Linked DNA regions of Homo sapiens: region 2 is linked to region 1. Evidence: chromatin loops called from intact Hi-C (ENCODE). Cell type or tissue: HCT116. All regions are shown on one strand. Links, peaks and the distances in the headings refer to the core of each region. The heading gives the core; the rest is flanking DNA. Region 1 overlaps HMGA2 (high mobility group AT-hook 2). Region 2 overlaps LINC02425 (long intergenic non-protein coding RNA 2425).

Region 1 (4,408 bases), core at 317-4,316:
ACATTTTAATTTACAGCTTCTGAGGAAAGGTCATCAATCCAGAGAAGACCGTGAAGGAAGGTCCAGGAAGAAGGTATCCTCTGGAAAGGCCAGGGTGTCAGGGCCACTGTGGAAGTGTGGGCATGTAGCAGAAAGAACTCACTTCACAACTGTTTAAAAACGTTAAGGATATAAGCTAATGTTCGGGAATAGTTAATGTTTCTCGGAGTGAATATTAAGCTTCCTCCAAGAAAAACAACTCAACTCCTAAAGTCAGCCCTAAACTAGTGCCAAGAAAATAGTGCTAAATTAGGCTTCTAGGAGAGATATGACTCAGTTAAGTATCATAGAGCACTCAACCCATAAACTATCCATTTGTAGTCCTTGAGAACATAAGAGATTACAAATAAATGTACTGACTCTTTCCTTAAGGAAAAGAAATGCCTAAAATCATGATTCAGCTTTTTAAATTCAGTTTCCATGTGTAACTGTTATAGCTGCTGGGAAATACTTGATAGTCAAATCATTTTGTAAAACCATTTCCAAATGTTTAGTCTAAGATTGGGCAAATGTTCTTGGAACCAAATAAATTTTCTGAGTATTGATTCTAAATCTCTTTAGTCAGAATGAAAGTACTAAGAACTGTTTTAAAAATCATATTTTTCTGTAAGCTTATGGGCAAGCATACAAGAAAAGATATACATGTTACATGTCAAATTGTGTGTATCTAGTTCAAGTCCTGATCCGATTTCATATAATCTCTATCTGAATAATTGGCCAAATGTCAAGAAGATGCATATCTTAAAGGGACTTTCAAGTATATTGCCAACGTGATTGGAGTATTAACAACAAATTTGGATATTAATTCTTGGTAATCTCCAATAGCATCTAATTTCATTTCCATTATTTCATAGATGCCTCCTTTTCATCTAATATTGAGCATTAATTAGTCTTTATTTGGCTGGAGTTAACATTAGCTAAAGTTTGAACTTAGGCTATAGCATCTGTGCATACATGTTTGATTTGTGAAAACCCAGCAGCATGGCAGTTCAAATATTTATTCATTTTCCTGTGCTGGCTCTTAAGCACATGTGCATATGCAAAGTGACCTAGCTTTGTGAATGGTCATACACAGAGAAAAAGAAATACATATAGAATAAATAATTTGGGCCTTAAAAAATATGTATATATGTGTGTGTGTGTATACATATATATGTATAGCGTTCCTTTTTTGAAAACTTGTAGCATAAGGAAATAGGACTGAAACATTCATTATTTTCTATGAAGTAACATTAATCTCACAATTTTCACTCCACTTTTTGACTAAGGGTGGATTTTTCCCCTAAAATCTTAGAGAATCATAAAAAATGAGATGAAAAGTCAACTTCTGAGACTGTGTATTCCTTTACCCCACCTGTGTGCGACTGTTTACTTCAGACTGCTTTATGTTCCTCAGAGCACAACCATCTCCTGTAAAACAAAAATGCCTATTAAACTGCTATAACTCGGGAGCACACCGGAGCATCCCCTTAACACTAACCATGGTTTGACAACACTATCCCCAAACCACATCTTTTGCTTTCTAATTTGTTAAGCTTAACTGTAATCTTTAACTTTCCAAAGTGAAGGCAAAGAAATTTTCTTAATGTATTTCTTTGTGATAGGGAAAAAGTGATACTTTTCTTCTACTTCGTCTTCAAATTTCTTCTGGAATTTTTTTTCAGTGACCTTATCTCTACTTTTTCATTTTCCCTATTATAAAGAAAATAGTCATCTCTTCTTTCATACATTTATCTTTTCCATATTTGATGAGCACGCCTCCCCGCACTTAAGAAAACATTGTAGGAAAAAAATATTAATCTAAAATTGTACATTGTACTCTAATATCTGTTTTTCATTTGTCTCCCCCATTAGACTCTAGGCTTCTTGAAAGATTTCTTCTTTGTTTTCTACACCCAGTTCCTGCCTGTCATATAGTTCAAATATCAATTAGTATTCGATGAGCCAATGAACCACTTCATCAGGTCAGAATCCAGAAGGATACATTTTGAAACTAATCATGACACTGTGATTTTTAAAGGGCTTCCCATTGATCTTTTCACTCCATTCCAAAGGTGTCTGAAAGGCACCAGAGGGAAGGCAAAAACTCCAAAGTATCAGCCCCCCAGTCTGTTCTCATGAGAGCTGCTATGGCTCATTGCCACACATACGCAGTCTGATGTTAATCAACACTAACTAGAGCAGCTTGTGGCTATTCTCATCCTTGAGCAGATGAAACAAGGCCAGCAGCAGTGAGGGCACTTTGCTATAATAATCCAATAAATACTTTTGAAATGATGCTTACTTTTGTCTTTTGCATTAAAGTCTAAGCGCAAAGCCAAGTAGAATAGAAAATAAAGAACACTTCCCCTCTTCCACAATACCAAGCAGAAATTCCAGAGATTTTGCCAAAACTCCCCCATAGATTTATCGCTTCTTAGGAGACTTTGTACAGAGAACTACAAAATCTCCTTTGCACCATAAGGGCCAGATGTTACTGTTGAATTGTAACCACCCATAGCTACATGTGTACACACATTTCACAGTCATCTCTAAATGCACACAGGAGGCACAATGAATGGAAGTTAAGACCTAACCTAGGCTTTTTCTAGGTTCAGAGAAAACCCTGACTAGCTACTCCTGGTAGATGGTTTCTCCTCTTTACCAAAGCCTCCCATCACTAGGGGGCAGGTTCATTCCCAACTTAGGAAGCACTAAAACAGAAAAGCTTTCAACCCCAGAAAAGTGGTACCTAGAGGTGTGATTTGTATAGCTAGCTGTAGCTGAGTCTCATCCTCACAATGTTGCATCAACATTTGATCTGAAATAAATCCTTCAAACTTCAGATATATCATATTCCTATCTAATTATCAAAATACATTCCTTAGGTACATTAAAACTTTTTGATCACTTACTATTGTAGAATACCTCAAACTGAACTCCCCTATATCTGATCAATACCTGAGTTGACCATTAATTTTAAATTTAATTCAAAGTGACAGTTTTCATTCTAGACCTTCCTTGGATAGCCACAGAGATGTGTTATGTACAAATTATTTCAGTCATCCAGTTTCAATGAAGAGGTAGAGTTCAGGTGGATTTGGAGTGGGTATGAGAATCTAGCCAGATGGCCACAAAGACAGTCCTGGTGCTCTGGAAGAACAACCACAGCATAAGCAAGAAACTGGAACACCACACCTGGTATAGGCCAATCCCTCTTTTCACCACAATCTGGCAGTCTTTGGTAAAATAAGTGTAAGGGGAAGGATCCAGGCTGGAGAGGAGTGAGCAGAAAAATTGAGTACAGGATCTCAGAAGGTACAAAAAGCTACGCAGAAGGTACAAAAATCTGTTGCCTAATACAGCCTAATGACAAGTCACAAAAATTACCTTACTGAATTAGAAAGACCTTATCTTGATTGTATGGGATTAAACCATATGAAATTGCTGATAATTGATTGGTTCTGACCTACAAAAATGCCAGTTCAGCTAGCTCAACCTGATAGTATGAGTCACACGGGGTGAATGCTATGAAGACGCTCTGCCTCCACCTATCCTGGTGATACAGGTCTGCAGGAGGGTTTGCATCTAGAAATCAGAGATTTTTGTTTTTTAAGAGTCAGAGTCTTGCTATGTTGCCCATATTGGAATGCAGTGACTACTCACAGGTGCGATCATAGCACACTGCAGCCTCGAACTTCTGGACTCGAGTCCTCTTGCCTCAGTCTCCCAAGTAGCTGGGACTAAAAGCATGTGCCAACATGCTTAGCCCTAAGATTTTTTTTTTTTTACTTAACCTCCCCTGGAGCTCCAGTTTTTCGTTGAGGGGCCTCAGGGGCATCCTGGGAGGGCAGAGATGGATTGGAGTGGAGGCCACGTGAATGAGTCTCAGAAATACCATTTTGTCTGCTTTCTGTTGTAGGGTTCCACATAAGATCTAACATAAAAGGTGTGGGGGAGGTTCTTATGCTTTAAAAAAAAAAAAAATGATTCAAAGCCTCCAAAGCCTGAAGTTCATTTTTTGAAAAGTGACCCAAACACAAATCTTGACATTCTGGAATATTGAAGTTTTAAAACTAAATCCGGAGGGCCATGAACAAGTATGTCGATCACATAATTTCGTGAAAGGCAAATTCTTGATAATGGTCATCCTCCTTCAGCCAGGTAAATGTCAAATTCAAAGAAAATATATTCAGGACAGCACTGTGAAATTTCTGAGGATAAGAGCATATTTCACAGCACATAAATGAAAGTGGATCTCGGTGAATGTTCTATACAGAGAGAAAGGTTGTGTTTTGAACCTTTAAATAACTTTGGACAAAGGGTGAAGAAGGATATTGTTCACACCACAAGTCAAAAGCCACTCCCATCAATGTGCCCAACCACACAA
Region 2 (4,408 bases), core at 95-4,094, 83 kb after region 1:
AGATCACGCCACCGCACTCCAGCCTGGGCAACAGAGCGAGACTCCATCTAACAATAATAACAATAAAGCTATTGACCAAAATTTTTATGCTCTGAGATTTCTCTGTGAATTTGCATGAACCCGGGAGCCTAGCCCATTAAACTGACTACCTGAATTATATGACTATCTACATCTTTTCAGAGGGTAGAGTGATTTCTTCCTCAATCTAATAAAATTTATATTACTATATCCTTAACCCATAAGTGGGTATGTTGAGTACAACTTTAAAATATTTTTTTACTTTGAGAGATTACATGTTTAGGTTTTAATGTGTTTCTTGTTTTGTTTATTGTTTAGGCAAAGTCAAAAAACTAACCTTATCGGTCTGGCATTTGTTTAAATTTTTATTTGCACAGCAAACATTATTCAGCGCTGTGTTAGTATTAAAATATGAGAAACACCAGGACAAAAATACGTAGACACTCCTCCGTTAGATGTTAATTTTAAGCAGCAGAAAAAGCCAAATTCTGCGTTCAGTATGCAGAGAAATAAGGAAAAGAAGTAACAGAAAGAGGTTAATGTGGGCTGAGACCACTTGAGGGCATTTGAGCACCTTTGCATTCCATGCTAATAAAGTGACAGAAGTTAGAAAGTTGGCCTATCTTTGAAGATCAACGTATATATATAGATATATGAATAGAGGAGATACATTTTATATCTGCTCCAGAACTCATTTTGGATTTTTTTCAACATCCTTCCGACAACATCCTTCCGAAAGAGATCAAAGTTGAAACTATTAGTAAATAATAAAATTAAGTCAATAGGTTATTAAATACCACATCCAAGTTATCAAAAATTGAAGTACAGAGTAAAAAAGGAAAAAGTATACTACATACAATGAGATTATATGAGTCTCCAGACCCCCATTTCTGCAAAAAGCTCATCAAATATTCATAAATCTAAGTAACTTCCCAGTAGGACATCTCCCAAACAAAGTGTAGGTGAACACAGAAAGCTGAAATACATAAAAACAGAATTTGGGTGTCTACTTTGACTGTCTGGAATTTGTTAGGAAGCAGAAATGCCACCAAAATGGAAATTGCACACAGGGAAAAAAATCCCACTGTGCTTTTATCCAGCTAGGTTGGAAATGATGTAATAAATGCACCATAATTTATGTACATAAATGTGTGGGTAACTCATCCAGGGAGTGGCAAGTGCAGAATTTTAGTGGAAAAAAATAGTGTACATCAAAGAAATTTGACCAGCGGCCAACAACCATTAATCTCTTCATGAACTCTTAAATATATAGATGCCAAATAAAACTTGTCATTTTATTCCATCTCTCAAAGCAATACATTCTTATTTATGAAGTTATGAGAGAACATAACATTATACCTTATTTGACATACAACACACACAGAGCATACAGCAACCTTGAGAAGATTTCCTTCATAAAAATGAGAACATTGATAAATCAACAGCCATACACCTCAAGGATAATGGTTTAAGTCTGACCATAGTCCTCAAACTTAATGTGATTGTGATCTTCATTCATCTTTCCATAGTCAGCAGCCCACATCACAGAAACCACTGTATGTGATACATCACCACCAGCCAGCTTGCTAACCAGGACAGACTTCAAATAAAGATAGCGTTGAATTCTTTCAGATGTGGAGGCATGAGAGAAAATATCAGAATTAAAGTCAAATACTTTAAGTATCACACTAAAAGAAAACATTTGTGTAGCTGTCCAGAAAACCTATGAGTTGTTGGCTGTAGTTCCTACAGAACTATGGCATTCCGTGTGTGGACATTGTTAAGTGATAAACCTTTCCATTGATGTGGCTTTGCCAGAAGCCACTTAGCATGCTTTAAATTCATAGCTTGATAGGTTTCCATGGAGAGCTTCCTTTAAAGGTATTTCCTTCTTTGGATTTCTACAGTTCTGTATCTTATACACCTCAGCAATATAACATAATGTGTTACTTATTACTATTTTTGAAATGAATAACCAATATTTCCCACCTTGAAATATACTTCAGCAAAGTCTAGATCAAAACATTTCTGTTTATCGGGACATGGATTCAAGAAGTCTTGCAGATAATAATTTAAAATATACGCAAGTAATGGTAGAGTTATATGATTGTCTTTCCCACTGCAACCTCAATAAATATTTATAATGGAGTGTGTGTGGGGTGGGGTGTAGAGGGAGAGAGGGAGAAAAAAAAAGAGAGAGAGTCAGTCAGATCAATATTTTGCTACTTGAAAACATACAAATAGCCAGTAGGCTTATGAAAAATGCTCAACATCAGTAATTATCAGGGAAATGAAAATTAAAATGACAATGAGCTCCCATCTCATCCCTGTTAGAACAGCTATTATCAAAAAGACAAAAGATAAAAAATGTTGGCAAAGATGTAGAGAAAAGGGAACGCTTCTACACTGTTGGTAGAAATGTAAGTTAGTATAGCCATTGTGGAAAATAGTGTGGAGGCACCTCAAAAAAACAAAAATAGAATTTGCATATCATCCAGCAATCTCACTTCTGGGTATATACCCAAAGGAAGTGAAATCAGCACCTCAGAGTGATATCTGTGCCCTCATGTTCATTGCAGCAGTATTCACAATAGCCAAGATACGGAATAAACATAAATGTCCATCAACAGATGAATGAATTAAAAAATGTAGTGGAATACTATTCAACTTTTAAAAAGAAGAAAATTCTGTCATTTTCAATAACATGGATGAATTTGGAGAACATTGTGCTAAGTGAAATCAGCCAGGTGCAAAAAAAACAAATACCACAAGATCTCACTTATATGTGGAATCTGAAAAAATCAAACTCATGGACATAGAGGGTAGAATGGTGATTACCAGAGGCTGAGGGGCAGGGTGGGGAGAATAGAATGGGGAGATGTTGGTGAAAGGAGACAAAGTTTCAGTTATACAGGAGCAATAAGTTTCGAGATCTGTTACACAGCATGGTAACCAGTTAATAATGTATCACATGTTTCAAAATTGCTTTAAAAAGTAGATTGTAAATGTTCTCACTACATAAAAATGGTAACTATGTAAGGTGATAAAAATGTTAATTAGCTTGATATAATCATGCTACAATGTTTTTATATATCAAAACATCACATTGTACCCCATAAATATATACAATTATTATTTCTCAATTCAAAATAAAAATTTGAGTTAAGAAAAGATTTTACTCTGGCTGAACTTACAAATGTGAATGAAATAAAATAACAAAGAAAGAGTTCAAAGTACAATGAAGAGGTACTACTGCCCAGCACCTGGAAGAAGACCTCTCACAAAGTAGAAGTTCAACAAATACTTTTTAACAAAATAGTTGTTGTTAACATAAGCCATCATCTACATGATCTAATGACACCCTGCCAGTTACCATCATCCGATTACGAAAAAGATTTTCATCATATATAGAAACTTCCCAGGTCAGCAAGGGCAGGTCTTATGTGCTGACCCAGGCCTGCTCATAGCAACCAACCCTGCTGGTCTTGAGAAATGAATTTGCTCATCTTCTCCAAAATGGTCCAAAAGTTAATACCTTGTAAGAAATGTTATGAGATAAATAATTCTCGCCTGATGTTTCCATTTGCCCAGAGTCAGAGTACATAACCTAATCCCAAGACTCCTAAAACACATGAAAATTAGACCTGTAGTGAGACCACGAGGCATCAGAATCCACGATCGTCCTTCCAAGTTCAGACGATGCTGTAGCATCAACCCACACACAATGTTTGCTTTGTAGGTCTGTATTTTCCAGGAAGCAAAAGGAACAGGAAACCAACGAAATCAGCATCGTTGACCAATTATTCAGGGCTAGTCCTTGCTCTCTTTCTCTTGGTTAGTGGCTATTTCTGGCAGTTCCTAAAACCGAGGCAGCCAATGTCATCACTGTGGAAATATGGATTGTGAGTGGCACTTAGATAGCAACCAGCTGGGGGCTATATATTAACAAGTGCAAGAATGGGAGCAGAAACAGTGTACAGAGACCCAGAATGTGCCAAAAGATGGCAACTCACCCCCTGGGGTCCAAAACAGATCCAACTGAGAGACAGAGAGAATGATTGTCTTCTCCACAAAACTGCCTCTCACAGAGCACAGAACCCTTTAGATTTATGCATGTGTTTTGACAAAACTGGATGGTTTCTATCATCTAGGAACACTGGAAGGGTCCCATTGGGAGGCAAACAATTTAAATAGGTCAACTTTTTAAAAAATTTTATTATTATTATACTTTAAGTTTTAGGGTACGTGTGCACAACGTGCAGGTTTGTTACATATGTATACATGTGCCATGTTGGTGTGCTGCACCCAACTTTTAAGAAGTTTCAGCATCCCAAGGTGTCCAAAGTCACACACCAACACCAAACCTTTGTGCACCTGGATGCTACATGCC

The links. Peaks named below come from ENCODE experiments on the same cell type or tissue, not always from the same donor. Only the 100,000 strongest peaks of a DNase experiment are listed, where the experiment ranks them.
Region 2: a loop joins it to region 1, with 14 times the contacts of the local background. A loop is called at or near these places in 1 of 110 quality-filtered maps.

The regions. Positions count from the first base shown.
Region 1 is chr12:65,941,245-65,945,652 of GRCh38, forward strand. All of the region lies in intron 3 of HMGA2 (high mobility group AT-hook 2), which reads left to right. HMGA2-AS2 (HMGA2 antisense RNA 2) reads right to left here. Exons shown (of 4, transcript NR_199060.1): 3 at 1,394-1,449. Among named protein-coding and RNA genes, the nearest start is that of HMGA2-AS2, 5.3 kb to the right of the region's middle. In HCT116, for the core only: a CTCF peak has its summit at 2,692 (motif pointing right); no DNase peak of the experiment used is centred there; H3K27ac peaks cover 4,000 bases.
Region 2 is chr12:66,023,980-66,028,387 of GRCh38, forward strand. It overlaps LINC02425 (long intergenic non-protein coding RNA 2425), which reads right to left. Exons shown (of 3, transcript NR_146530.1): 3 at 3,746-3,903. Among named protein-coding and RNA genes, the nearest start is that of MIR6074, 2.5 kb to the left of the region's middle. In HCT116, for the core only: no CTCF peak of the experiment used is centred there; a DNase peak (open chromatin) is centred at 1,672.